Regions from separate parts of the Homo sapiens genome. Here region 1 is linked to region 2. A link is an interaction called in ENCODE POLR2A ChIA-PET data of the cell type or tissue named here. Cell type or tissue: MCF 10A. All regions are shown on one strand. Links, peaks and the distances in the headings refer to the core of each region. The heading gives the core; the rest is flanking DNA. Region 1 overlaps FMNL2 (formin like 2). Region 2 overlaps FMNL2 (formin like 2).

Region 1 (2,924 bases), core at 221-2,720, 110 kb before region 2:
TCACACAGCCAATGAGACCCAAGCATATATCATCTTCTTAATCTACATCTGAAGTTCTTCCCCTTCCTCTATCTTTCTTATTTTAACCTCAGTCTTGAATTTCTTTAATGGAATCACTTGTTAAGTACATGACTGTTTACTAGAAAGAGTTTTCATTTTTAGTTGATAGCAATAGCTTCCAGTGTAAAACAAAGTAATCTAAGTTTTAAAAAGAAAGAGTAATTTGAATGGAATCAACTGCCTTTTGTTAAATTGTATTCATATGCAGCAATGATTGAGAAGATACACTAATGAAAACCAGTCTCTAAGGAAAATGGGAGAGGTTATTCTCTACAGTGTCATATTTCTGCATCACTTTGAAATATTAATACAGTTTCATTATTCCAGCAAGTAGACAAACCTTACACATCTGTTTCTTTTCTTTTTTTTTTTTTTTTTTTTGAGACAGAGTCTCGCTCTGTCACCAGGCTGGCGTGCAGTGGCACGACCTCAGCTCACTGCAACCTCCACCTCCCAGGTTCAAGCGATTCTCCTGCCTCAGCCTCCCGAGTAGCTCGGACTACAGGTGTGTACCACCATGCCCCGCTAATTTTTGTATTTTTAGTAGAGATGGAGTTTCCCCATGTTGGCCAGGATGCTCTCCATCTCTTGATCTCGTGATCCACCTACCTCGGCCTCCCGAAGTGCTGGGGTTACAGGCGTTAGCCACCGTGCCCAGCCTTATTTGTGTTTCTTAAGAGGTGTAAAGTAATGTAGCACATTCTTTCTTTTTATTTACTGATCCAGTTCTTGATCTATATTGCAATAGTCTCTTTCTAAGAAGCTAAAATGTCCCTGTCATTATTTTATGGAGTGTAGAAAGCAACAAAATTAATTAGAATAATATTCTACTTCCCAAACATTAACACAAAGGGCTTCTATTTGTTGCAGTAGATAGCTAATCTCAAATACATTTTCTGGATCAACACTTAAAATACATTTAATATGACATAACACATACATACTTATTAACATTTAAAGACTTTAGAAAATACGCAATATATAAATGTCAATAAAAAAATGAGAAACTTGTTTATTAGTTGTATTCTATGCTCAAAAACAATAGAGCTAAAGTTTTTCTAAAATGTATGGTATTTGGTTTAAAAATTATTTTCTCCAATTATTTGTTTATATAAAAATAGAGTAGTAATAAAAGGTAGTATCTGAACTTGTATGTCTAAAATAATAACATTATAAATTTAAAAACCTCCATCACGACCAATAACAGCAACAACAAAATCATAGCACTGAAGAGCTATGGTATCATTTACTCTAATCCTTTCTTGATACAGTTAAGAAAACGGAAGCCCAGAGACATTACATCTACATAGCAAATAAGGGATGAGATGAGACCAGGCAAAACCAGAAGTCTCCTCACTGCGATTTAGGACAGTCACTTTCCACGAGTTGCTCATCATCAACCTGACTCATCAACAATCTGCTGGGTGATCATGTGAAAAAGCTACCGCCTACAGCTGTCTGTGCTGGCTAGTTCTTTATCAAATGTTCACATCCTGTCATCCTGGCAGCATTTTCTGCTTCAGTCCTAGATAGGTGTCATTTCTCACCCTGAATAATTATTTCATCATGGTGAATTAAGGCTTAGTTTGTCAAAAACAGCAGCATATAGGCATCTCTTACAGAACACAGTGGCCAATACCTTGGTAAGCAAGTTTCTCTTTTTAAATCTTTATTCTATATATGACACTTATTAGGAAAGTGAGGATGTTTTTTGACTTAATAGGAAATTTTGCTCTATATTTTAGAATCATTTTAAAAGGATTTCCTCTCACTAAATAAATGCACCCTGAGAAATGTCATAATTCTTTACCTCTGAAAATTTACTTTCAAAGGACTCAACTTAGGATGATCTTAAACATACAAGACTAGATTTTAGGGACTGTGCCATGGGTTAGCATGTACATTAATCAATTCTTCATCATGCATATTTTATGGAATCTGACAATTTTTGTAACTGTATATTTGGTTTCTTTGCTTTAATTACCATGTGAGTAAATGACTACTTTAAAAAAAAAAAAAAACAGGTTTTGAATTCAGCTCCAACGCATGATGTTGATACCATGTATTTTTTGGAGACAAGGGTCTCACTTTGTCACCCAGGCTGAAGTGCAGTACCATGATCACGGCTCCCTGCAGCCTCAGATTCCTGGGCTCAAGAGACAATGCCCAGTTAATTAAAAAAAATTTTTTTTTGTAGAGACAGGGTCTTGCTCTGTTGCCCAGGTGGGTATCGAATTCCTGGCCTCCCAAAGTGCTGGGATTAAAAGCATGAGCCACTGCGCCCTGCAGAAGCTCACACTATCTAATAACCACTTCCCTGAGGAGATGGCTTTACTGACCCTAAAACAGCAACAGAATGAGGATTTACAAGATATTAGCCACTTTACCACAACAAGAACACCTAGACAAGGTAAGCAATCTAGAGGAAATGGCCTCTGGTGCTCACCAGCCACAGGAAATCAAACCAAATCTCTTTTTTAAGCCCCAAAGTTGGCTTTACTAAGTACCTATTGTTTATGCTAAACATTACTGAGATGGTCTAGGTTTAGACCTTAAGATAGAGAGCTAACTAGATAAGGGGATCATCACACTCTTCCTCAGTCACCCTGTAGGATGTCTCCTAGAAGGCCTTTTTAGATGGAGAGCTGGTCCTGATCTACCCGATGAAGCACATTTGCAGATTTCTGTGATGAGACCAAATCCCTCCACAATACACAGGACTGAAGAACCAAATATCATTAGAAAAACTCAGCTTTGAAAATCTTACTACCTGGTGTTGCAAATGTCCACCTAGATAACAATAAGGCTGAATTCAGTGGCAAACAGTTTCCACAGAAAAAAAGATGAGGCTAATTGATTAGTGC
Region 2 (2,924 bases), core at 277-2,776:
AACAGGTTCACATACCCAAGTTGTTCCAAATACAGAAAAAGTTTTCCAGTAACTGAAGTGTTTTTAAATGTAAATTAATTGAACTGAAATAAACTTAAACTGTTTGCTCCTAGGTTACACTAGCCACATTTCAAGTGCTCCACAACCTCAAAGGCTGGTGGTTCCTGTATCGGACGGCACAGCCCTAGATCTATACACACTCACTTTTGAGGAAACAAGAGAGAAATCTCATTATGTATCAGGGGAATTAGTTTCTTAATCAAAGGCCTCAAGGGCTGTAATAAAGTCAGAATTCTTCAGAATCCCTCAAATAAAGGTATCAGTGCTACACTGAAGCCATGACTACTCTATGCTTTGTCATTCAGGGGCTAAACCAATTCCTGGTTCAATCATTTGCCTTAGCAACTTAGGAGCAGTGATTTAGAAATGGGTAAGAGCCTGAGCTCTGGAGGCCAACTGCCCAGCTTGAAAATCCAGATCTTCTGATCACTTGCAAGTAGCTTAACAACTCCATGCTTCAGGTCCTCCTAAAATGGGGTGATGATGACAACAGTACCTACCTAACCAAGTTATTTTGACAATTAAATGAGCTAAAACACACATAGCTTAGCACAGTGCCTGGCAGATTAAGAACTCAATAAACAAATGTTGTTGCTTGCATCAACAGTTGACCAGGCCTGCTCTCGGAAGAAAGAAGCACTCCATGGCAAAACCTATTGTGTGCACACATGCATATGCTGTGTACATACTGATAAAGTCCACAGCGAGCTCACTATGAAGATGGCAATCAGAATTAACCCTATATCATTTACATCCTCCACAAACAAAATAATACAAGCACAGACAGTTCCTTAAACAGCATATACTATCCAAACGAGTGCACGGCATCAAAAGATGCAGCGTAACTACACAGGATGAGCTGCTGGTAAAGTCAGCAGCATTCACAGGGGAAAAGCTCTGTCAGCCTTCGATTTGTAGGAAACAGGGGCCGAGGGAAGAAGCAGGAGGCAGGAGAGTGGGGTGAAGTACCCGTTAACAAACGGGACAAGCAAGATTCCTAGTGTAAGCACATACGGTATTTATTAAGTTTGAGGAGTCTGGTTACATCTATTTTGAGATTTGTGTGTTTCATTTCAGTTTGCCAAAGGAATGACAATCCAACAAGAATTACTGAACAGGTTCAGCACGTAGAGGAATATGTTGGCACTTCCAAGAAAAAAGAATAAGGTGCTGGGGTAGATGGTAAACAAGCAAGATCCAGCTCTTGTCAGAAAAAAAAGAGCCAAATGACCAGCAAGAAAGGAGAAGTGAGATTCTGCCCAGGAAACGGGGCTTACTCAAGAGTTAAGGTAAGGCAGTGTCAGAAACACAGTGAAGCAAGCCAAGAACACTAAGGCTTGCCTCATTGTAGGAGTAGCTGTACCTCACTCAGCCCTCTGGCTATAAGTGAAGCTTCCCAGACTGGAGGAGGCAGGAAGAAGGAAGAATATTTCACAGCCTCAAATCTTCAGGGACAAAATCGGTGCAGGCTTATTAGGAAGAGAAGCGGCAAGCCTTAGAACACCAACCAAAAATCCATAGAAAGACATGATTTTATTGCTGGCATCCCACTCACAGCACTTCACGGGGACTGCAGAGGCTGCCATGTTTCTTTGGATCTAGTTGAGAGAGGAAGACAACTCACTTGATAAAGTACAAGGAGAGCTAAGTTCAGAAATGCCATATTTAAAGGGCAGTATATGCCACCGTCTTCTCCCCCTGCTCCTTAATACTAAGGAAAGCCTGAGGGATCTTATGAAGGAAGACAAAGGAAGTCCAGTGTTAATAGGATGGTCTTTTGCCATTTTTGTTTCATGAGATGACTTCAGCTCAACTCTCCTTCAAACCCAATTACTAGCCAGGCTCTGATTTTGACTACTCAAATCCAAAGTGGCCCACATTATATCCACCAACAATTAGATATACTACAATGATGACTGGGGATAAGGGGGCTATAAGTGGTTAAGGAGGAAGAAGAGAATTCCAGATACTTCTTTGAAGTTAGCTCAGTTTAAGAAAACTTTAAAGAGAAACAAATAAAGACAGAAAAGAAAGAAATTTTACTAGTAGTGGAAAACATTTTCTTCAAAGATAAGGTGGTTTACAAAACGCCAATGAGTCACCCAGAGGCCAGTGCAGCCCAGACCCATCAGGGGCATGTCCTCCCCCGCAGCGGGCAGGAGGGCACACGTGGTGTCCGGATGGAGGCGCCAAGTGACAGGGTTCAGACAGTCCTCACACTATAAAGTGCTGCATGGTTTACCACACCTGCTATATGCTCTCTTGAGTCTCCTAACCAGTCTCCTTATTTGCCTGTTAGGAAACCATGGCTCAGAAAGATCAAGATCATCTTATTAGTTAAGGTAAAATCAAGATTAGACCTCAAATTTCCCAAATCCTAGTCCAGTGCTTCTTCCCACAACATTAAGTTGCTTCCTGAAAATAACCAACCATAATTCTCCACTTAGCAACCTTTCTAGCAACTTTCTGGTCCTGGTCATAAACTCTCACCTCCACCATAAACTGATGCTTTTATCAGGGATATTCTATCACATCTCCATGTTCCCAAAACAGAAAGGAAGTTTTAGGGAACCCCTTTCCTTTGCTCTAGGCGCAAGCCCACAGGTGCCCTCGAGGCAAAGTGCTAAGATAAGTGTGTTGACATCATTTTCCCATGGAAGAAACCTGATCTCTCCAAAGAAAAGCCGAGTACTTCCAGTGGACAATTCTGAGCCTTCTGTTCCCCTACTTATGCCAACTGCTTAGCTTGAGCCAGATGGGGGGTGGGGATATATCCACTAACAAAATCTGGAATAATTACTGGGGTTTAAGTGCAATGTATCCTTAAAGAAACAGAAGCAAAAGCAATTAAACTATAGCACTGT

Evidence for each region. ChIA-PET counts read pairs that join two places held together with the same protein. Peaks named below come from ENCODE experiments on the same cell type or tissue, not always from the same donor. Only the 100,000 strongest peaks of a DNase experiment are listed, where the experiment ranks them.
Region 1: POLR2A ChIA-PET joins it to region 2 with 10 read pairs; 3 of 35 experiments call an interaction of 5 or more read pairs at or near these places.

What each region holds. Positions count from the first base shown.
Region 1 is chr2:152,571,952-152,574,875 of GRCh38, reverse strand. All of the region lies in intron 6 of FMNL2 (formin like 2), which reads right to left. Among named protein-coding and RNA genes, the nearest start is that of PRPF40A, 140 kb to the left of the region's middle. In MCF 10A, for the core only: no CTCF peak of the experiment used is centred there; a DNase peak (open chromatin) is centred at 1,465.
Region 2 is chr2:152,465,535-152,468,458 of GRCh38, reverse strand. The region is part of intron 1 of FMNL2 (formin like 2); the gene reads right to left. Among named protein-coding and RNA genes, the nearest start is that of FMNL2, 130 kb to the right of the region's middle. In MCF 10A, for the core only: no CTCF peak of the experiment used is centred there; DNase peaks (open chromatin) are centred at 1,398, 2,218 and 2,738.